2 separate regions of the Homo sapiens genome follow, and region 2 is linked to region 1. A link is an interaction called in ENCODE POLR2A ChIA-PET data of the cell type or tissue named here. Cell type or tissue: Caco-2. All regions are shown on one strand. Each heading gives the region's core, and the rest is flanking DNA. Links, peaks and the distances in the headings are about the cores only. Region 1 holds the start of TTBK1 (tau tubulin kinase 1). Region 2 has its middle 15 kb from the start of CRIP3.

Region 1 (12,158 bases), core at 2,666-10,665:
CCCTAAGATGGGTTCCTAGTGCACTCTTGATTCCTGGTCCCTCCAGTGCTGGCCCTGTGAGCACCTGTCTTGCCACCTCCCTGGCCCTAGCCTCATCATGTCTCCTAGACTCCAGCTCGATTACTTCCTTGATCACCAACCCGGCCTCCTGCCCCATCACTGTCTTAGACCCCGGTCCCATCTCTCCTAGACTCTGGCTCCGTCACCTCCCCCTTAGCTCCTGGCTCCATCCCCTTTTCCCTCTACCACACGACATCTCCTCCCTCACCCCAGCTTCTGATCTTATCACCTCTCTTAGCCCCTGGCTTCATCATCTCTTCCTTCCCATCCCCCTGCCCGAGGCCCGAACCTTGCAACTTCTTGAGCACGGCCACCTCCATCTTGAGGACCTGCTTGGGCTGCTGGGCTGACTCCACCTTGAGGGCCACATTCTCCCTGGTCAGCAGGTCCATGGCCTCGTAGATCTCACCAAAGCCCCCGCCCCCGATCTTTTTCAGCTATGAAGATGAGGGGATAGGGGGTGCTCAGGGATCAGGCTGAACAGCTCCTCATCCCACCTGCTGCTTGGTTGCATCCTTCATTGGTGGGGAAGGGGGGTATCTTTTTTTTTTTTTGAGATGGAGTCTCACTTTGTCGCCCAGGCTGGAGTGCAGTGGTGCAATCTCGGCTCACTGCAACCTCCGCCTTCCGTGTTCAAACAAACGTCTCACTCTCCTGAGTAGCTGGGACTACAGGTGCACACCACCATGCCCTCCTAATTTTTTGTATTTTTAGTAGAGACAGGGTTTCACCATGTTGGCCAGGCTGGTCTCAAACTCCTGACCTCAGGTGATCCAGCTGCCTCGGCCTCCCAAAGTGCTGGGATTACAGGCATGAGCCACTGTGCCCGGCCAGAAGGGGGTATCTTTGAAGGGGCGAACCTCATGTCTCTCTTCTTTGCCCCACCCCATCAGCACCCCACCTCCTCTCCTAGTGCCCTGGGACAGACAGCTCAGCTCCTGAGCAACCATACACACACACACACACACACACACACACACACACACACACACAGAGCCAGATGTCAGGAAAGGGTAAAAGACCTGTGACCCCGTATAGACATGGAGAAAGCCTAATGTAGGATTCTGAGGAGACACTGGGCCGCCCTTGACCTTTTCTTCTCTAGAAGGACAACAAATATCATGTTCCCCCATCCCCTGTGTAGACTGAGCGACCCCTATCCAGAAGGAAAACCAATTGCCAGACCTCCCAGTCTCAGGGCGGATTGATCCCCTGGGGAAGCCGGCACTTCCTGGGATTGGCAACCACCCAAGAGTCACAAGAAGGAGAGAGTATGTGGGCAAAAGGGGATTCAGCAAAGGATGTTCGCGGCCCATGCTCACTGCCGAAGTTCACGTCACATCACTCCCTAGGTCCCTGTTCAGATGCCCACAACCAGGATGAGCCTCCTCTCCAGGGCAGGGGGCACTGTGAGAGCGTGGTGGGACCGGCGCCTGGAGGGAATGGAGCAGCGGTCTGACCCTCTCGTCTCCCCCCTCCAGCCTCCCAAAGCAGGCGTGAGAAAGGCGGGGAGGAGAACCGCAATAAAGTGAAGGAAGAGCTGGCAGGGAGCCAAGCAAAGCTGAGTTCTGGGGAGGGGCTCAAAATCATTTCAGCTCAGAGGCCCGGGGGTCCTGGAGGGTGAGGGCTTTGCTGGCAGGCATGGGGAGCAGGGAGACGGTGCCGAGTTCCAAGCTGAGACTGGTTTGGTTTTAGAAAGATGTACATGATCTCAGAGGAGGTCCACTGAAAAAAGAAAAAGAAAGAAGGATGGAGAGCTTGATGCTCACCCCCTCGGGGAGCTGCCTCACTGGGGGCCTGTCCGCTCTGTGCACCTTCCCAAACCCTCATTCTGTCCTGCTGGCTTGCGACTCTGATCAACCAGCAGACTCTGGCCGCTCAGCCTCCTGCATCTCTGAACCCGCCCCGAACGTCTGTTCAGTACCCAGATGACTTGTGATTGTTTAGTGGTGATTGACACTGCGGGATGGAGGGAGGAAGACCAGGCGGAGCTGGAGGGCTGGGAGTTCCCAGGTTACCATTGAACTCACTCCAGAAAGAGACAGGAGCAGGAAGGGAAGATATGGAAAAGAAGCAGAATGCTGGGTGGGAACTTCAAGGTGCTTGTGTCTGGGAAGGAGACAGGGAAAGAGGAAGGAGGAAGAACAGTGAGAAACCAGAATTCCTTTCTCTTAGAGATGAAATTTAAAGGCAGGATCTCAGAGCCAGGAGGGGACAGACTCAGACTAACTGGAAACAACGGCATGTCTGCCTCTGGGGTACTTTAAACTCTGGGGAGATGCGAATATCTTCTAGATTCCTTTAAGGTTTGCTTGTGCGAGAACAGAGGAAAGGGCAAAGGGGAGGGGAAAACCGCATCTTGGTCTCACAAATGTCATCTCAGTTAATCCCCAAAGGCTCCTGGCAACACAGGTGAGGAAGGTCATGTGATTCCCCATTTTGCACAGAAGGAGAACTGAGGCATGGGAAATGCAATACCTTGCCCCACATCACACTGCTAGTTAATAGCAAAGCCAGGTCCAGGCGCGGTGGCTCCCGCCTGTAATCTCAGCACTTTGGGAGGCTGAAGTGGGTGGATCACCTGAGGCCAGGAGTTTGAGCCCAGCTTGGCCAACATGGCGAAACCCTGTCTCTATTTAAAACTACAAAACATTAGTGGGGCGTGGTGGCGGGCACCTGTAATCCCAGCTACCTGGGATGCTGAGGCAGGAGAATCACTTGAACCCGGGAGGCGGAGGCTGCAGTGAGCTGAGATCACGCCATTGCACTCCAGCCTGGGCAACAAGAGAGAAACTCCGTCTTAAAAAAAAAAAAAAAAAAAAAAAAAGCAAAGCCAGGCAGTTTTCATTTAAACCCAGGCAATCAAATGCAGAATCCATAATGTTACAGAAACTGTGGACCCATCAACATTAAAAGTGTGAGTGCTGAGATTCAAGCCCAGATCTGCCAGGCTCCGAAATCATTGCTAGAGATAAGTCAGGAAGGCTCGGGACAGCCAAGACATTTATGACACCTACTTCCCAATTTCCCAGGGTGCCCTAGGGTATTTCTCTACCACCTTCATTTCCCAGCAGAACCTATTTCTCCTTCTTTACACCCCTTCTTCCCCACCCACCCCCCACCCATTATGGAACCTCCATAAGACAGGGAACTGGGTATCTTCACCACCCACTCCACCAACAACCCTTCTCCCTTGCACCACAGCTAGGGCTGACTTATCCATGAGACACAGTGACTAGGCCCCGATACCTTTAGGGGGTCCATGAAAATGTTTTAATTTCTTTTAAAATCATAAGGGAGGCCAGGCATGGTGCCTCACGCCTGTAATCCCAGTACTTTGGGAGGCTGAGGTGGGTGGATGACTTGAGGTCGGGAGTTTGAGATCAGCCTGGCCAACATGGTGAAACCCCATCTCTACTAAAAATACAAAAATTAGCCAGGTGTGGTGGCGGGTGCCTGTAATCCCAACTACTCAAGAGGCTGAGGCATAAGAATTGCTTGAATCTGGGAGGCAGAGGTTGCAGTGAGCCGAGATCTCATCACTGCACTCGAGCCTGGGCGACAGAGTGAGACCCTGTCTCAAAAAAATAAAATTAAAAAAAAAATCATCAGGGGAAAAAAATGAACCTTTAGGTCAAAGAGAACAATCTAGTATATAATATTAATATATTCCTCTTTATACCAATGCAGTCATAAAATACAATTTTAAGTACTTTCTTATGGAGGAAGGGGCCCATGAAAGTCACAATGTGGCCCTGCCCATAGTCCAGTAATAGGAATATTCTCTCAGTCTCCCTTTTCTCCACTCCTGCTAAATTTTACATGATCTCAGCCCCTGCTGAAGGACCTCCCTAAACTAGAGGAGAAATATGACACAATAGGATCGGCACTGGTCCTTGGGAGGAAGGAGACCTGGTTTCTTGGCCAGCTCTGGGTGACCTGGGGTGAGTTTCTTAAACTCTCTGAGCCTCCACTCTTCCTCCTCTGTGAAATGAATAGAGTTGGACTAGAATTGGTCACAAAGGTTTCTTCAGCTCAGTGGTCCTGATTCTTGGATGGGCTGATTCTTGTCAGACAGACCTGACAAGAATCAGCCCATGACACCTACTAGTCATGGAAATTTGGCAAATTAGCTAAGCAATTTCCTCAGTTTCCACACCTGTGAAATGGGATTAATAAATGGGAATACAAATCTACTTGGTAAGTTCTTGAGATAATGCACATGAGGCATTTTGCACAATGCCTGGCAACAGTGAATGCTCAAAACAAATACTAAGTCATTATTACTATTATTGTTTGCTATTCTGATTCTGAGAAGCACCCCTCAAGATGAATAAGATGTTATTATTTTATGTTTTTAGAGACAGGTTGACCAAGCTGGATTTGAACTCCTGGGCTCAAGCGATCCTCCTGCCTCAGCCTGCCAAGTATTGAGGATTTATTTATTTATTTAGAGGAGGAGTCTTGCTCTGTCGCCCAGGCTGGGGTGCAATGGCATGATCTCAGTTCACTGCAACCTCTGCCTTCCAGGTTCAAGTGATTCTCCTGCCTCAGCCTCCCAGGTAGCTGGGATTACAGGCGCCCACTGCCACACCCGGCTAATTTTTGTATTTTTAGTAGAGATGAGGTTTCACCGTGTTGGCCAGCCTGGTCTCGAACTCGTGACCCCAAGTGATCCTCCCACCTCAACCTCCCAAAGTGCTGGGATTACAGGTATGGGCCACCATGCCTGGTCCACGTATTTATTTTTAAATGCCACATCTAGTGCCACTGACCCCCTTTTTCTTCTGGCCACCAAGATCTATGGGCAGTTTGCCTTGGTTCTTGAGCTCTGCCTCCCACCTCAGTGCCATCCTCACTTGGAACAGGCTGAAGGGAAGCATGTGGCCCCTCACCCTCTCTAACACTCCAGGGGTGGGGGTCGGAGGTGAGGAGAGGTTGCCATGCTTGCCCTCCCCCCAGCTCCCTGCTCCATTTCGCTCCCCACTCATCTTCTACTCCTTCCCTCAGAAATCACAAAAAAGTTCCAGCCTAAACTCAACATGTGTGTAAAAACTGTCTTTTCCTCACCACTTCAGTGCAAATGTCATTCTGCCTCCAATCCGCCAGAAACTAAGCTCCGGTGCCAGGGGCCCCGAGGTTTCAGAGGAACACTCCTGTCTTCGCCAGACCCTCGTTCCTTTTATTACTGCCCTGGCTCTTCCTCCCCCGATTTCTGTACTCTCCCTCTCAGGAAGTCCCCCTCTGGGACATAAACAGCCCCTTTCCTCATCCCTTGGGGACCCCTAGAAGTCTCCTCCTCTTCATCCCTTCCACTCCCAACCCCCAGTCCCAGAGACATCTCTGAAAACGTCGCCACCGTTGCCTCTTTCTAGGTTTCTAGGGGACTTGCACGGCCGGTGGCTGTTGCCGTGGAGACCCGCCTGCACCCGGGCCTCACCCTCCTCTCCAACCCCGCACTCCCGTGAACTGAGCCTCCCCACTAAAGCACGCGGGTGCGCACACGCGCCAAGCACACACGCACACACACACGACTCAGAGGTCAGGAGTGTACCTGACCTCTGTTGTTCTCCCTCCCCTCCCCCTGGCTCCCCACTCCGGTGCAGTCCCACAGGCTCACACACGGGTTTCCCCACACTGCCGCCCACAGTCTGCCCCACATTATCCTGCCCCCACAATAATAAGAGGACACCAGAGCGCTATTAAGTGACGGAAAAAGGGAGGTGATTTACAGTAGGTCTCGCTCCCCAAATACTATCATTCCCCCAGCCCTCACGCCCCCGCTCCGAGGCAGGCCCGGCTCCCGAGGAGGCTGAGACTACAACTCCCAGCAGGCCGAGCAGCCCGAAGCCCCGGGCTGGAGGAGCAGGGCACGCCGGGAGATGGAGTCTCGCCGTGCTGCACCTGCCGCAGGACCCGGCGAGGGGAGGAGGCTGGATGGAGAAGATGGAGTGCGGGTGCGGCGGGAGCAGCCTGCAGGGCCTCTTTCCCCAAACCCAAGCCTTTCCGTCCTCTGCGGAAGCGGAGGGACACATGCTCGTCCACTGCCCTTCTCCAAGGTCCGTCAGAGAAAAAGCTCCCTCCCCCACCCCTCTTCCTCCTCCGCCACACTGGCCTCTGCAGCTCCTGCCCAGACATCCAACCAGGAGTTGTTCCGGGCTTGGCCTGACCAACGTGACCTAGCGGGAAGAGGGGTGAGAGAGGGCGGGGCTCGAGAGAGGGCACTGGGAGAAAGCTATTGTCCACACGTGTTGGCAAAAATAATGACATGCAAGCAGTATGCAAATGAGCTTAGAGGCACCTCCCTCTTAGGGTAGGGGAGCGGAGGGCACCGGTTTTAACAAGTCTCCAGGTCCTCGCCTCCCTCCCCGCTACCCTCCCTCTGTCCCGCCGGGTCACTCACTCACCACCTTCCAGCGATCCTTGACCACGTAGTTGGCCGGCAGGATGTCGGCCTGCTCCCCTCCCCCACTCATGTTGGTTTCGTCCTTAAGGGCGGCCGCTAGGCACTGCATCCGCCAGCCAGAGGGAGGGGTGTCCGCCGGGCCTGCCCTGAGGGGGCCATCTACCTAGGGGAGTGAGGAGGGCCTGTGAGGGCGGGCTGCGGACCCAGGACCACCTGGCAGATATGGAGGAGAGGAGCTCCACTCCTGCTCTGCATTCTTCCTGGCCCCACTGGACAGATGCTCCAGGAGTTACCAGGGGAAAGATTGTATAAAGGCCAGTGCAAGGGAGATACAGACTACAAACTAGAGATGTTTAAAATCAGCAACAGGACACACATGTTGACCAATGAAGAAGAGGAAAATGACAGTGAACAGGCCGAGGGGAGAGAGACATACTCTAACTGATGCCAGGAAGACTTGCTGACCAAGGGGGCATACCAGACTGGGACCCTTTCCCTTGTAGGGGAGGCCTGGGCTTTGGCTCCCCCTTAGGGGAGTCCCTGTGCCACAAAATGTCCATGGAGCTGTGCAACAGAGGCTTAGTGAAAAGGGAAGACCTGCTACCCAAGGGGTGACCCATGGGACACCCACACCAAAGTGACCTGCTAATCAGCCCTGGGAGATGTGGTAATCAAGAAAATGAGGGGAGGCACTAAAGCCCCTTGAGGGTGGTGTTAACTGAGGGGGATGGATGTGCTGAGAGTCATACACCTTTCTCAGGGTGAGCTGAACCCACTGACACAGCCATGGGGTTGGGAGGTCAGGATATAAGAGATGGGGTGAACACAGGTGATGGACTCAAGACATGGATTTCAGATAGACAGCAACCTTGTGGCCACTCCAGAGGGACAGAAGTGGGCTGAACTGGGGAGGACAGGAAAATGGAAGGGGCCTAGCAGGAGGCAGGAGAAGTGAAAGAGAACAGCAGGTCTGGGTGGGCATGGGGTGAGAAAGCCTCTGACCACACCTTTCTGTGTCTGCTTAGGAATCGACAAGAAAGAACACATCTCTCCTCGAATTAGGACAGGTAGAATTTAGATATCAGGGAGAGTTTCCCAACGGCGGGGGTTGGGAAAGACAGGCACATGTTACCGGAGAAATGCCCATGTGTGCGTGTGTGTATGTCTGTGTGTGTATCTGTGCATGTATCCTTCTGTGTGTGTATGTTTCTTTGTGTGTCTTTCTTTGTCTATCTTTTCTGTGTGTCTGTGTGCTTTTCTACATGTATCTCTGTATCTGTGTGTTCTTGTGTGTGTTTTGTGTCTGTGTGTGATATGCATGTGTGTAGGCAAGGGGCCAGAAGACATGACTTTCTGAGATTTCTGCCAACCCAGGACAGGATTTGGAACCAGGATATTTTCCTCTTCTCTTTCCCTCACACTTTTTAGAAGCACACTACCGTGCCCTCACAACGACCCTGGAGAGTCACAAATAGAGAAAGAGGGAAGTTACTTAGGCTGGGGTTTGGGGGTTGCGGGTCGGGGGAGGAAGGTGGCTAAAGAGATGTATAGATGGGGTAGAAACTACATAAACCCACCTTTCCTTGGGATGAAATAACTTCCCAGGGCTCTTGCATCTAGACATCCTGCCATAGGGGACAGGGTGGGACGTGGAGGTGTGGAAACCACCTTCTAATTCATGATGGGCCATGGTGGACATATGGAGAAGGGATCTTCATGGGGAGGGACGCTGCCACTCCTTTTCTCTTTCTTCAAGTGACTAAGCTGAGCTGTTTCCTCCAATCCTTACAACTTCAGAGCATCAGGACTTCCCTCTTTCTGCCAAAGTGGGATATGGGGCATCAGGAATTTGAAGGGCAGTGAGGGCAGTGGCAGGATGAAGGGAGAGGTAGGGATGGGGGTTCTAGAATAAAGGTGGAGGAGACAGGTTGAGGACAAGACTGAAGAAGCAATTGAACTGGTGGGAGGGGGCCTTCAGAAGCTAAACTGGGTGAACTCTGGTGGGCTTTCCAGTCCTGGGACAGTGGATCTGTTAGGTTGATAAGGAAAATTTGTGTCCTGCTCTCATTTTATAGATGAGCAAACCAAAAAGAAACAGATGAGGCAAGAGAAGGAAGAGTGGAGCCAGGAAGATAAATGAGGGTTACCTGCTTCTCCCTCTCCACCCTCCTTCTCTCTGTGTCTGAGGACTATGCTCAGCTGAGACTGGGTTGGATGATACAAACATGGGACACTTGGCTGCCCCGTTACTGCCGCCTCAGACCCCTATGTGCACATGGGCGCATGGTGAAGGCGAGGGCTTATGCAGGAGTTTGTATGAATATCTGTCAGAGAGTGCAGATAGGAGCATGTGGGGCCAGTGATGGTACACAGGGGTACGTGGAACTGGTGGGAGCTCATCATGGCCTGTGAATACAAGTGTTGATGTGTAACTCTGCAAGGTGTCAGCAGGTGTGTGTGAGAATCTGGGAGCCCAGGTAAGGAGAGGTGATGGAGACTAGCGAGGGGTGATGGGAACAGGTGAAAGAGGTGTGGAGGGAGGCAGAGGGGAATGGCAGGGATGAGGAGCGACAGGATCAGAGGAGAGGGGTGGGTAGGATAGAGACCCGTGAGAGATAATGATGACAGGCAAGGAAGAGATAGGACCATGGGAGGGATCTCTGGGCACAGTTGAGGGGGTGAGGAAGTAGGTAAGAAGGCAGGTGGGAGGCATGGAGGGACTGAGGACAGGGAGGGAGGTTACGGAGACAGCCGAATGATTCGTCAGGGATGACAGGAGAGCCAGGGGTGAAGCCATGGGGACAGGGGACGGAGGTGAGTGGGGAGGAGCAAAGTGCCCGGAGGACGGGTTGGGGAGGGAGGTCTGTGTGCTGGGGACAGGGAGCGGCTCCAGGCCTCGGCGCGGCCCAGGCGGTGTAGGCCAGCGTCCCAGCCCAGCGGGCGGCGACAGCAGCGCGGAGGGGAGCCCAAGAAGGCTGCGCTGGGAGGCGAGCCAGGCGGAGCCCCCTGAGCCCACGAAGGAGCCCCCGCCCCGACCCCGGCCCGCCCCGCCCCGCCTCACCTGCTCTGTGCCCGCTGCGGCTGCGGCTGCGGCGGCGGCGGAGGCAGCAGCTCGGGGCGGCGCATCCCCCGGGGCCGGGGCGGGGCGGGGGCGGCTCAGTGCGGCGTTGGGTGACCCGCTCCCTCCGGCGGCGGCGGCCTTCCGACCCGGATCATCCCGGCCCGGCCCGGCCCCGATCCTCCTTGGGCGACGGCGGCGGCAGCGGCAGAGCGGGGAGCTGCCCACAATGCACCGCGCCGCCAGCATCAGCACCAGCCCTGACATCACCGCCCGCCGCCCGCTCTGACATCACGGCTCCTCCTCTGACATCACGTTCCGACGGCCCCGCTCCGCTCTCCTCCAGCCCTGGGACTCTCTGGCTGTCCCGCTCCAGCTCTCAGGTTCTCCTTACAGCTCTCTGCCACCCGCTTGACTCCATCTCCCAGCACAGCCCCATCACTCCTTACCTGTTCCCATAAAACTCACCTGTCTCCATCACCCTTTATCTTCCCCACTCCTAGCATGTCTAAAATTCCTCATCTGACCCATCAGTCTCGCCTGATTCCCCACTCCATCCTCTACATGTTTATATCGCCTTCCTCTCAACTCATCCCCCTCTCCTGTACCCATCCTCCCATACGTCCCCATCACCCACCACTTCTGGGACCATCCCACACTCGCACCCACCACCCGTCATGTGCAATTCTCACCTCACCACCTATATGCTTTATCTTTTGGCTCAATCTGTGTCTCTCTTTCTTTGGCCCTTTCTTTCATTTGTGGACAAACTCTGCCATTGGTTTTTACTGCTTACCAAATAAGATGGACACTCTTTACTGTAACATCAAAACATCTTCCCAACATGGACCCATTAGGCCATTACTCCCCTTCTGACATGTTGGGTTACTCAACAACTCAACATTCCAACATTCCTTGAACAACACATTCTGCATGCCGCCTGTCTCTTTCAGTTTCTTCCTTCTTTTTTTTTTTTTTTTTTTTTGAAACAGGGTCTCACTCTGCTGCCCAGGCTGGAGTGCAGTGGCACAGTCTCAGTTTATTGCAACCTCTGCTTCCTGGACTTAAGCGAGTCTCCAGCCTCAGCCTCCCAAATATTTGAGACTACAGGCATGAGCCACTATCCCCGGCTAATTTTTGTATTTTTTGTAGAGACGGGGTTTCACCATGTTCCCCACGCTGGTCTTGAATTCCTGAGCTCAAAGCCATCTGCCCACCTTGGCCTCCCAAATTTCTGGGATTACAGGCATGAGCCATTGTGCCCAGCCAGTTCTTTCCTTCCTTAATGCCTTCAACAAATGCATCAGAGCAACTTGAATAATAATAACAACAACAATGGGCCAAGTGCAATGGCTCATGCCTATAATCCCAACACTTTGGGGGACCAAGGCAGCAGGATCGCTTGAGCCCGGGAGTTCAAGACCGGCCTGGGCAACATAGTGAGACCTCATCTGTACAAAAAATTTAAAAATTAGTTGGGTGTGGTGGTGTGCACCTGCAGTCCCAGCTACTCGGGAGGCTGAGGGGGGAGGATTTCTTGAGCCCAGGAGGTCAACACTGCAGTGAGCCGTGATTATGCTACTGCATGCCAGCCTGGATGACAGAGCGAGACTCTGTCTCAATAATAACAACAACAACAACAACAATTGCAGCAGTTATTTACTTCTGCCAGATACTACTCTAACTTTACATATGTTAATTGCTTTAATCCTGATGACAACCCTATGAAGTAAGAGTACTATTGTTATCCCTTGTTTTATAGATGAGGAAACTAAGATACAGACAGGTTAAGTAATATGCATTGGGTTACACAGCTAGAAAGTGGCAGAGCTGGAATTCAGTCCCTGGCTCTGGAGTCCATGGTTCTAATCACCACATTGGGAGGAAGGATCATTGAGCCTGCAAGAGTAGTCAGGGAAGGCTTCTTGGAGGAGGTACATTCAACTGTAATTTGAGGAATTAGTAGAATTAGTAGAAGTTTGCCAACAGACAAGTGGGGCCAGGGCAGAGCATGAAAGAGACTTCCAGGCTGAGAAGACAGCATGAGATGAGGCTGGGGCGGGCGTGTGCAAGATCATGAAGGACCTTGTGTGCAGTGCTAAGAAGATTAGATTTTATCCATTTGGTTTTTGGAACTGTAGTGGATACTGTGGAGAGCCATTCAGATCTCCCTCCAGAATGTAGGTGCTTATTCTCCCAGATATGAGATGTTGAAGGCTGACTGCTTTCAGCTGACCTGTTCTCTGGGAATTGCCCTTGGCCAAGGGAGCTGCCTCATCCAAGATCATACCCCCTTCCTGGGACATCCCACATCCAGTTGATGAGTATAAAGGCCTGACCCCCTTGCTTCAACTGGGGACAGCTCTGAAGGGATATCCTATTTTCAAAATTAATAGGGACAGCTGAGGCTTCTATTGAGACTATATCAGAGCTCAACTTCCCCTTCCATGCAACCTTGCCTTCTTCAGTCCTCCACAGAGGTTGATCACCAGAGCACTTCCCAATAAACTTACTGTGCGATCATCTCTGTCTCAGAGGCAGTGTCCTGGAGAGCCTGATTTTCAGATAGGAAACCACTGAGGAGTTTTGTGCAAAGATGAGACATGGTCTGATGTGAGTGTTGGGTTAGAATTC
Region 2 (12,158 bases), core at 2,830-10,829, 77 kb before region 1:
CCAACATGGTGAAACCCTGTCTCTACTAAAAATACAAAAATTAGCTGGGCATGGTGGCATATGCCTGTAATCCCAGCTACTTGGGAGGCTGAGGCAGGTGAATTGCTTGAACCCGGGAGGCAGAGGTTGCAGTGAGCCTTGATTGGGCTACTGCGCCTCAGCCTGGAGGACAGAGACACCAACTCAAAAAAAAAAAAAGGGCTGGGTGTGGTGGCTCATGCCTGTAATCTCAGTACTTTGCGGGGCCAAGGCTGGCAGATCACTTGAGGTCAGGAGTTCGAGACCAGCCTGGCCAACATGGTGAAACCCCATCTCTACTAAAAATACAAAAAATTAGCCAGGGGTGTTGGCAGTCATCTATAATCCCAGCTACTTGGGAGGCTGGGAGGCTGAGGCAGGAGAATCGCTTGAACCTGGGAGGCAGAGGTCACAGTGAGCCAAGATTGCGCCATTCCACTCCAGCCTGGGTGACAAGAGCGAAACTCTGTCTCAAAAAAAAAAAAAAAAGAAAGAAAGAAAAAGAAAAAAGGAAAAAATGCTAGTGGGTACCTTTTTTTTTGGAGGGGGGACAGAGTCTTACTCTTTCGGCCAGGCTGGAGTGGAATGGCGCGATCTCAGCTCACTATAACCTCCACCTTCCGGGTACAAACAATTCTCGTGCCTCAGCCTCCCGAGTAGCTGGAATTACAGGCGTGTGCCACCATGCCTGGCTAATTTTTTTATTTTTAGTAGAGATGGGGTTTCACCATGTTAGCCAGGCTGGTCTCAAACTCCTGACTTCAAGTGATCCACCCGCCTTAGCCTCACTAGGTGCTGAGGTTACAGGCGTGAGCCACTGCGCCTGGCCAAAAAATGCTAATAGGTACTTTTATTCCTCTTTGTACTTTGGGGCTATGGGCTCAGAAACACAGTGGGAATGAGAACCAGAACCTAGTAAAATTTAGCTGACCTTTAAATCCTGTAAACTCTGAGATTTATTTAAATCTAAGCTGTGTCAATTCCAGATTTATCCTGAAAACTATTAGGCTGGTTTTGTTTTTTTGTTTTGTTTTGCTTTTGGGTTTTTTTTTGAGACAGAGTTTCACTCTGTTGCCCAGGCTGGAGTGCAGTGGCGCGATCTCAGCTCACTGCAACCTCTGCCTCCTGGGTTCAAACGATTCTCCTGCCTCAGCCTCCCAAGTAGCTGGGATTACAGGCGTGTGCCACCATGCCTGGCTAATTTTTGTATTTTTAGTAGAGACAGGGTTTCACCACGCTGGCCAAGCTGGTCATGAACTCCTGACCTCAAGCGATCCGCCCCCCTCGGCCTCCCAAAGTGCTTGGATTACAGGCGTGAGCACCACGCCAGGCTGGTTTTGTTTTTGATTTGTAAGTCCAGGCATTTTTAGAGTCCTGGAGGTCTAGTTTACTGCCCAAATACATCTATGGTTTTAGTAACTTTCGGGAATATTCATGATATTAAGCAAAGCCATCAGTGGAATAAGAAGTCAATCAAGGGCAAAAAGTACCTCAGGGCCTCATGCTGCTGATATATTAGTTAAGGATTACTTATTCCTGAGGCATGACCTGGTGGATGAAGCAATGGAAAGCAACCTGGTGCCAGGGCTGCCAACACGTTGGTCACCACCACTTTCTCTCCTTTGTTCCAGCCCAAGATCTGTTTCTTATCAACTGTCACATTCCTCTGTTCAGGGACAGTCAAAGATGTTGGTCACAAGCTTTCATACAAACTATGACTCACAGCCCTACCTCCATCACCTGCTTTGCTGCTTAGACCTCAGTTCTCCAATGGTGTCTGAGCTGTACTGATCTGGGGGATAGGTGAGGGAAAGGGAACATTTTTTAGAATACTGTTTTTCCTTTCGGACTTCTTTTTTCTGTTATTATTATTCAAAAAGCTTCATTTTTATTTAGCTTTCTGACTCTTCAATACTTTTACAACAATTTTCTGCTCTTCAATAAGGAAAGCACGCTTGATCTTGTCATGAACACATTTAACACACATGGAACCACCATAGGCCCTGCTGACATGTTTTTTTTGTTTTCCACAATCTCATAAGAACTTTAGGTCTCACAGTACAAACCCCTTGAAGTCTGCCTGGGCACACACCACATGCAGAATTTGGTGCTTTCCCAACCTTCTTGGTATAAAGGTAAACAATTATATTACCAGGGGTTTGGGACAGCCTGGTTTTGTTAGAGGCTATATTGTAGGAAAGCCTATGATGGTATGTCAAATGCTGGACCATTCTGAGTGCCCCTACACAAGCTCAAAGGACTGCTCCTGAGAGCTCTAGGCTTCCTCAACTTTTCGATGGTGGCCGATTGTAAAGGAAATATAGACAGGGGAAAGAGAACGTCTGCCATACCTCTAGACCCCTTTGGACTTCTTTTATTTTATATGAATTCACATGTATTATGAATGATGAAATATGTAAGATCTTTTTTATTGAATTACAGTTAATATGTTGAATTTCACAAAACATAAAATTCACCTTTATTTTTTTGAGACAGGGTTTCACTCTGTCGTCCAGGCTGGAGTAGTACAGTCCTGCAATCATGGCACACAGCAACCTCCACTTCCTGGGCTCAAGTGATCCTTCCACCTTAGCCTCCCAAAGTGATATGATTAGAGGCGTGAGCCACTGTGCCTGGCCAAATTCACCATTTTTAAGTGTATAGTCCTGTGATTTTTCGTATCTTCAGTGTTGTACAACTATCACCACTATCTAATTCCAGAACATTTCCATCATCCTCTAAAAAAAAACATATACCCATTAGCAGATACTCCCAGTCACCCCTACTCCCAAGCCACTGGCAATCACCAGTCTCCTTTCTGTCTCTATGGATTTGCCTATTTTGAGCATTTAATATAAATGGAATCATACAATAAATTTCTTTTGTGTCTGGCTTCTTTCACTTAGCATAATGTTGTCAAAGTTCATCCATGTTATACCATGTATCATTGTATTTTATGGCTAGTTATTCCACTGTATGGATATACCATGTTTTGTCTACTAATTGTTGGACATTTGGGCTATTTTCATATTTTGCCTATTATGAATAATCTGTGAACATTCATGTACAAGTTTTTGTGTAAATATACGTTTTTAGTTCCCTAGGGTGCACAACTAGGAATATATAGTCATATGGTAACCGTTTAACTTTTTTCTTTTTTTTTTTTTTTTGAGATGGAGTCTAGCTGTTGTTGCCCAGGCTGGAGTGCAATGGCACGATCTCAGCTCACTGCAACTTCTGCTTCCTGGGTTCCAGCAATTCTCCTGCCTCAGCCTCCCGAGTAGCTGAGATTTCAGGCGCCCGCCACCATGCCCAGCTAATTTTCGTATTTTTAGTAGTGATGGGGTTTCACCATGTTGGCCAGGCTGGTGTCGAACTCCTGACATCAGGTGATCCATGCGCCTCGGCCTCCCAAAGTGCTGGGATTACAGGGTGAGCTACCATGCCCGGCCCCATTTAACTTTTTTCTTTTTTTTTTCTTTGAGACGGAGTCTCGCTCTGTCCCTCTGTTGCCCAGGCTGGAGTGCAGTGGCGCAATCTCGGCTCACTGCAAGCTCCACCTCCCAGGTTCAGGCCATTCTCCTGCCTCAGCCTCCTGAGTAGCTGGGACCACAGGCGCCCGCCAGCACTCATGGCTAATTTTTTGTATTTTTAGTAGAGATGGGGTTTCACCGTGTTAGCCAGGATGGTCTTGATTTCCTGACCTTGTGATCTGCCCACCTCAGCCTCCCAAAGTGCTGGGATTACAGGCGTGAGCCACCGCACCCGGCCTTAACTTTTTTCTAAGTAAACTTTTATATTAAAGTACAATGTTCATATTTTAAAAACAGGCTGGGCACAGTGGCTCATGCCTGTAATCCTAGCACTTTAGGAGGCCAACATGGATGAATCTCCTATCCATGTTGGATAGGATCAACATGCGGGAGGATCACTTGTGTCCAGGAGTTCAAGACCAGCCTGGGTGAAATAACAAGACCCTGTCTCTACAAAAAATAGAAAAATTAGCTGGGCATGGGAGCGGGTGCTTTTAGTCCCAGCTGCTCAGGAGGCTGAGGTGGGAGGATCGCTTGAGGCCACGAGGTAGAGGCTACAGTGAGCCATGATTGCACCACTGCACTCTGGCCTGGATGATAGTAAAACCCTATCTCAAAAACAAAAAACAAAACACATTACAAGTGTTAAGCTTAACAATTTCACAAAGTGAACAGACCTAGGTAACCAACACCCAAATCAAAAAATAAAATATGACCAACACCCTGGAAGCTCCTCTCATGTTATCTTCCAGTTACCACTTCCCCAAAATGTAACCAGTAATCTGACTGTTATAACAATCTCTGGTACTTTTTAAAAAAAAATCGAGGTGAAATTTACATTATAAAATATGTGAAATTTTCATCACCCAAAATAAAACACTATTTCCCTTAAGCAGTTAGTCCCCATTCCCACCTACCTGCAGCCCCTGGCAATCACCAATCTGTTTTCTTTCTATATTGATTTATCTATTCTGGACATTTCATATAAATAAAATCATACAATGTGTGACCTTTCATCTGTATTTTTGTGTTACTATTTTTTCACTTAGCATAATGTTTTTGAGATTCATCCATGTTGTAGTATGTATCAGTGTTTTATTCCTTTTCATAGCTGAATAATACTCCATTATATGTATATATCACAATCTGTTTATCCATTCATTTGCTGATGGACATTTGAGTTGTTTCCACCTTTGGCTATTTCGAATAATGCTGCTATGAACATTTCCTGCATAAGTATTTGAGTACCTGTTTTTTTATTCTTTCAGGTATTTACTAGAAGTAAAATTGCTGGGTCATACGGCTATTCTATGTTTAATTTTTTGAGGAACTGCCAGTTTTCCATAGCACTTGAATCATTTTACATCCCTACAGCATTGTACAATTTCTCCATAACACTTGTTATTCCCCTTTTTTAAAATATAACCATCCTAGTATCTCATCGTGGTTTCAATTTACATTTTCCTTATGACAGCGATACTGAGCATCTCTTTTGTTGTTGTTTTTGAGACAGGGTCTTGCTTTGTTGCCCTGGCTGGCATGCAGTGGTGGGAACACGGTTCACTGCAGCATCAACCTTCTGGGCTCCAGTGATCCTCCCACCTTAGCCTCCTGCGTAGTTGGGGCCAAAGGCACACACTACCACACTCAGCTAATTTTTTATTTTTTGTAGAGAACGGGGTCTTGCTATGTTGCCTAGGCTGGTCTTAAACTCCTGGGCTCAAGCAATCCTTCTATTTGGCCTCCCAAAGTACTGTGATTACAGGTGTGAGCCACTGCTCCCAGCAGTGAGCATCTTTTCATGTACTTACTGGCCATTTTTTTTTTAATTGAGACAGAATCTCACTCTCTAACCCAGACTGGAGTGCAGTGACACAGTGTCAGCTCACTGCAGCCTTCGCCTCCTGGGTTCAAGTGATTCTCCTGCCTCAGCCTCTGTAGTAGCTGGGATTACAGGCGTGGGCCACCATGCCCAGCTAATACTTGTATTTTTAGTAGAGATGGGGTTTTGCCATTTTGGCCAGACTGGTCTTGAACTCCTGACCTCAAGTGATCCGGCCGCCTTGGCCTCCCAAAGTGCTGGGATTACAGGGGTGAGCCACTGTGCCCGGCCTTATTGGCCGTTTTTATATCTTCTTTGCAGAAATATTTATTCAAGTCCTTTACCTATTTTAAAATTGGAATGTTTGTCTTTCTGTTGTAGAATTGTAAGGATTCTTTATATATTCTGCATACTGGTTTTTATCAGATATATGACTTACAACTATTCTCTAGGTTGTCTTTTCAGTTTCATGATATCCTTTGATTGCCAAATCGAAGGTCTTAAAGATTTACCCTTTTGTATTCTTCTAAGAGTTTTACAGTTTTAGCTCTTATGTTTAGGTTGTTGTTCCATTTTGAGTAATTTTTATGTATGGTGTGAGGGATCCAACTCCATTTGTTGCACGTGAATATCTGGTTGTCCCAGCACCGTTTATGAAAAGACTGTTTATTCGCCCATTAAGAATCATGGCACCCTTAGTGAAAATCAGTTGGCCATAGATGTATGGGTTTATTTCTGAACTCATCATTCTACTCCATTGATTTATATGTGTTTCCTTATGCCAGTCCCACACTGTTTTGCTTACTGTAGCTTTGTAGTATGTTTTGAAATTGAGAAGAAGGAGTCCACCAACCTTGTTCTTTTTCAAGATTGTTTTAGCTCTTTGGGCCCTGTTGCAATTTCATGTGAATTTGAGGATCAGCTTTTCCATTTCTGCAAAAAAATCTTGAAATTGTGATAGGGAATGCATTGAATCTGTAGATTGCTTTGAATATTATCATCTTGATATCAAGTATTCTGATCCCTACACATGGGATACTTTTTCATTTATTTAGGTCGTCTTTAATCACTTTCAGCAGTATTTTGTAGTTTTTGTGTATGTCTTTCACCTCCATGGCTAAATCTAATACTAAGTATTTTATTATTTTATATGCTATTGTAATTGGTTTCTTAATTTCCTCTCAAAGTATTCATTGCAGGTGTATAGAAACCCAACTGATTTTCATGTGTTGATCTTGTACCCTGAAACTTTGCTGAATTCATTTACTTGTTCTAGTAGATTTTGTGTGTGTATAGATTCTTTGGAAATTTTTATTTTTTATTATATTTTACTTATTTATCTATTTACTTATTTGAGACAGAGTCTTGTTCTGTCACCCAGAATGGAGTACAGTGGTGTGATCATGGCTCACTACACCCTCAGCCTAGGCTCAAGCAATCTTCCCACCTCAGTCCCCCAAGCAGCTGGGACCACAGATGTACACCACCATACCTGGCTAATTTTTAAAATTTATACTGCTCAGGCTGGTCTCAAACTCCTGGGCTAGAGCAGTTCTCCTGCCTCAGCCTCCCCAAGTGCTGGGATTACAGGAGTGAGCCACCACACCCACCCTGGGATTTTTATATGCATAAAATCATGTCATCTTACAATAGAGATAGTTTTTCTTTTTCTTGCCTAATTGCTCCAGCTAGAACTTCAATACAATGTTAAGTAGCAGTGGTGAAAGTAGCATCCTTGTCTTACTGCTGATCATAAGGGGAAAACTTTAGTCTGAGTATGAAGTTAGCTGTAGGTTTTTCATAGATGCCCTTTATCATGTTGAAGGAGTTCCCTTCTATTCCTAGTGTCTTGAGAATTTTTATTATGAAAGGGTGTTGGATTTTATCAAATATTTTTTCTGTGTCAATTGAGATGATCATATGTGGAGTTTTTTCTTTTATTAATGTGGTATATTACATTGATTGATTTTCTTTTCCTTTTTTTTTTTTTTTTTTTTTTGAGAGATAGTCTTGCCCTGTTGCCCAGGCTGGAGTGCAGTGGCGTGATCTCAGCTCACGACAACCTCTGCCTCCCAGGTTCAAGCAATTCTCCTGCCTCAGCCTCCTGAATAGCTGGGATTACAGGTGCAGGCCACCACACCTGGCTTCTTTTTTATATTTTAGTAGAGACAGGGTTTCACCATTTTGGCCAGGCTGGTCTTGAACTTCTGACCTCAGGTGATCTGCCCGTCTCAGCCTCCCAAAGTGTTGGGATTACAGGCGTGAGCCACTGCGCCTGGCCTCTATTGTTTTTCTATTCTTTATTTCCTTTATCTCTGCTCTAATTGTTTCTGTGTCCTTCCTCCTGCTAGCTTCTCATTTAATTTACATTTCTCTTTTCAGTTCCTCAAGGTGTAATATTTGGTTGTTGATTGGAGATCTTTTTTTTTTTTTTTTTTTTTTTTTTTTTTGAGACAGAGTCTTACTCTGTCACCCTGGCTGAAGTGCAGAGGCATGATCTCAGTTCACTGCAACTTCCACCTCCTGGGTTCAAGTGATTCTCATGCCTCAGCCTCCCAAGTAGCTGGGATTACAGGCATGTGCCACCACGCCTGGCTAATTTTTGTATTTTTAGTAGAGATGGGGTTTTACCATGTTGACCAGGCTGGTCTCGAACTCCTGCCCTCAGGTGGATCCGCCCGCCTTGGCCTCCCAAAGTGCTGGGATTACAGGCGTGAGTCACTGCACCTGGTCAGATTGGAAATCTTTTAATAAAGTAAGTGTTTACAGCTATAATTTCTCTTGGCACATTTTTAACAGCGTCCCATAAGTTTTGAAGTGTTGTGGTTTTGTTTTTATTCATCTCAAAGTGTTTTATACCTTCTTTTATGAGTTCTTTGACTCATTGATTGTTTTAGGAACGTATTGTTTATCCAGGTGTAGTGGCTCATGCTTGTAATGGTTTACAGTGTAATCCCAGCATTTTGGGAGGCTGCGGTGGGAGGATTGCTTGAGGTCAGGAGTTTGAGATCATTTCAGGCAACAAAGCAAAACTTCACCTCTACCAAAAAATAAAAATAAAAAGTTAGCTGGCTGTGGTGGCTTGAGCCTGTAGTCCTAGCTACTCAGGAGGCTGAGGTGGGAGGATCACTTGATCCCAGGAGTTCAGGGTGCAGTGAGCTATGGTTATGCTACCACACTCCAGCCTGGGTGACAGAGCAAGACACTGTTCAAAAAAAAAAAAAAAAGAACGTGTTGTTTAATTTCTATATGCTTATGAACTTATCAGTTTTCCTTGTTACTGATTTCTAGCTTCATTGCATTGTGGTTGGTGAAGATACTTGTATGATTTAGGTATTTTTCTAATGTATTATTTTGTAGCCACACTTGCTTTATGACCTAACACATGATCTGTCCTGGAGAATGTTTCATACACTTGAAAAGAATGCACATTCTGCTATTGTTGGGTAAAGTGTTTTATATGTCTGTTAGGTCTACTTGGTTTAGTGTTGTTAAAGTCTTCTGTTTTCTTATCAAACTTCTGTCTAGATGTTCTATTTACTATTGAAGTGTCGTACTGGAGTCTCCAACTATTATTGTAGAACTGTCTATGATCAGCTCTCCATAACCATGGATTCCACATCCACAGATTCAACCAATCATGAATCAAAAATATTTGAAAAAGTTAAAATAAAAAATAATAATACAACAATTAAAAAATACAAATAAAAACAATTGTAGTATACCAACTGTTTACATAGCATTTATATTTTATTAGGTATTATAAGTAATCTAGAGATTATTTAAAGTATATAGGAGGATGTACATAGGTTATATGCAAATAGTACACCACTTCATATAAGGGATTTGAGTACTTGCAGAGTTTGTTATCCAACAGGGGTCCTGGAACCAATCCCCTGCATATACAGAAGGACAACCATATTTCTCTCCCTTCAGTTTTGTCAGTACTTGCTACATATATGTTGGGCTTCTGTTGTCTGATGCATGTATGTTTATAGCTGCTATATTTCTTCTTGATCATTTGACCCTTTTATCAATATATAATGACTTTCTTTGTCTCTTGTAACAACTTTTTTTATTTTATTTTATTTATTTATTTATTTTTTTAAGAAACAGGGTCTTGCTCTGTTGCTTGGGTAGGCATGAGTGCAATGGCAGGATCATAGCTCACTGCATCCTTGAGCTCCTGGACTCAAGCAATCCTCCCACTTCAGCCTCCAAGTAACTGGGACTGTAGGCTCATGCCATGGCGCCCAGCTAATTATTTTAAAATTATTTTGTAGAAATGGGGGTCTCACTGTGTTGCCTAGGCTGGTCTTGAACTCCTGGCGTCAAGTGATCCTCCTTCCTCAGCTTCCCAAAGTGCTGGGATTACAGGCATGAGCCACTACATTCAGCCTCTTTTAACAATTTTTTTTACTGAAAGTCTGTTTTATCTGGTGTTAGTATATCTATCTCAGCTCTCTTTTGATTACTATTTCCACGGAATATCTTTTTTCATTCTTTTCAACCTATGTTTATCTTTGGATCTAAAATGAGTCTCCTTCAGGTAAGAAAGGAGCTGTAAACAAAATTTTAAGAAGAATAAAGTAAAATAAAATGAATCTCTTATATACAGCATATAGTTGGATCATGTTTTTTCTTATCCATTCTGCCAATTTCTGTCATTTAATTGATGTTTTAATCCATTCAGCTTACTCTGACAAAATAGCTTAGATTGGGTAATTTAAAAACAACAGAAATTTACTGCTCACAGTTCCAAAGGCTGGGAAGTCCAAGATCAAGGTGCTTACAGATTTGGTGTCTGGTGAGAACCTTCTTCCTCATAGATGAAAGTCTTTTCACAGTAACCTCACATGGCAGAAAGGGCAAACAGGTTCCCTGGCCTCTTTTATAAAGGCACTAATCACATTCATGAGGCCTCTGCCCTCATAGTCTAACCACCTCCTAAAGGCCCTATCTCTAAATATTATTGCATTGGGGATTAAGTTTTAACATAATTATGAACTAGTTCATAATTGAACTTGTTCATAATTATGTTCATAATTGAACTTGCTTTTTCCTCAATTTTCCAGTACATTTTTTTCCAGCCTTTATTTTCCAGCCCTTTTTTTTCCCACCATGTTATCTTTTAAATCATGCATTAAGCAAATACGTATGTAAAACTACCTACAATATCATAACTTTACACAAGATGATATAATTCTTGTTTTGTTTTGAGGCAGGGTCTTGTTCTGTTGCCCAAGCTGGAGTGCAGTGGCATGATCACAGCTCACTGCAGCCTCAATCTCCTGGGCTCAAGCAATCCTCCTACCTCAGCTCCTAAGTAGCTGGGACTACAGGTGTGTGCCACCACACCTGGCTAATTTTTGTTTTTTGTGGAGACAGGGTTTCACCATGTTGCCTAGACTGGTCTTGAACTCCTGGGCTCAAGCAATCCACCCACCTTGGCTTTCCAAAATCTGGGATTATAGGCATGAGCCACAGCACTTGCCAGATATAATTCTTTTTTTTTTTTTTTTTTTTTTTTTTTGTGATGGAGTCTTGCTCTGTCGCCCAGGCTAGAGTGCAATGGTGCGATCTTGGCTCACTGCAACTTCCACCTCCCAGGTTCAAGTGATTCTCCTGCCTCGACCTCCCAAGTAGCTGGGATTACAGGTGCCTGCCATCATGCCCGTTTATTTATTTTTTTTTAGTAGAGACAGGGTTTCGCCATGTTGGCTAGGCTGGTCTCAAACTCCTGACCTCAGGTGATCCACCCGCTTTGGCCTCCCAAAGTGCTGAGATTACAGGTGTGAGCCACCACACCCAGCCTCAATATATTCTTATGTGCAAGAAACATTTATATTGTATAAAGATACGTGTTTTGTTAATTAGGACCCTTGGGGTTGTGTCAGAAACCTAATACTTTCTATATTGTCTAGTGGTTAAGAAGAAGAAAAAAAGAAACCTAATGCAAATAAACTTAAGAAAGACGATCGGAGTGGTGACTTATGGGTTGGTAACCAGGAAACTGAGAGCCACATCCAGAAGGTCAGAGATGTCATCTGGATTCTCTCTTCCCCAGTCCTTCTGCTCTGCTTGGCCTTATTTTCAGAAGTCTCTCTACTCAGAGGCAAGATACCCCCTTCAGTTTCAAGCTGTCTGGTCCTTATAGGCTTCTATCTAGAAATTGAGAGTATATCCTTTCTTATAATACCAGTCTTAGGGAGGATGATGATTAGTCTGATTTGAGCCACATTTCTATACCTGAACAATTACTATGGTCAGATGGGTGAAGTACTCGGACCAGGTCCAGGTTACAAGCTCATCATAAGAAGGCAGGGTCTGCCTTATTAAACCACATAGACAAATTTGAATTAACATGGAATAGGGAGAGATGAGGTTCTTCAAAGGAAATGCTTCAAAGTAGAAAATAAAAATATAAAGCTACAAAGGTTCAGTGCCTTCTTTGTAGACTTTCTCTTTATGGCTTTTATCAAAAGATCAGTGTTCAGTTTCTTGTCTCCACTAAGATGCTGCCTTCTTTTTTGGTAATAGGAGGGTAGAAATTACAAATAAGCGCTTTATAGCTCTGCCTGTTCCAAAAGCCCAGGAGAAGAAGAGGAAAAGCCCAATCATTTTGGATTTGGGAAGAGGGTGGAATTTGACTCCTGATTCTGTGACCTTGAGCTTCATAGAGGAAATGAAAGACTCCTCTATGGAAAGGTAAGCATTTGCATTTGTATGAATCACAAGATTAAACTGTTTTAGCCTCATTAACATAGCATTAACATAGTCTCATG

Evidence for each region. ChIA-PET counts read pairs that join two places held together with the same protein. Peaks named below come from ENCODE experiments on the same cell type or tissue, not always from the same donor. Only the 100,000 strongest peaks of a DNase experiment are listed, where the experiment ranks them.
Region 2: POLR2A ChIA-PET joins it to region 1 with 10 read pairs; 4 of 35 experiments call an interaction of 5 or more read pairs at or near these places.

Annotation. Positions count from the first base shown.
Region 1 is chr6:43,241,078-43,253,235 of GRCh38, reverse strand. TTBK1 (tau tubulin kinase 1) reads right to left here and starts at 9,755. Exons shown (of 15, transcript NM_032538.3): 1 at 9,528-9,755; 2 at 6,468-6,629; 3 at 350-497. The coding sequence starts at 6,575. In Caco-2, for the core only: no CTCF peak of the experiment used is centred there; a DNase peak (open chromatin) is centred at 5,925; H3K4me3 peaks cover 707 bases.
Region 2 is chr6:43,318,225-43,330,382 of GRCh38, reverse strand. It overlaps the pseudogene RPL34P14. Among named protein-coding and RNA genes, the nearest start is that of CRIP3, 15 kb to the right of the region's middle. RefSeq lists a silencer at 1,578-1,872. In Caco-2, for the core only: no CTCF peak of the experiment used is centred there; no DNase peak of the experiment used is centred there.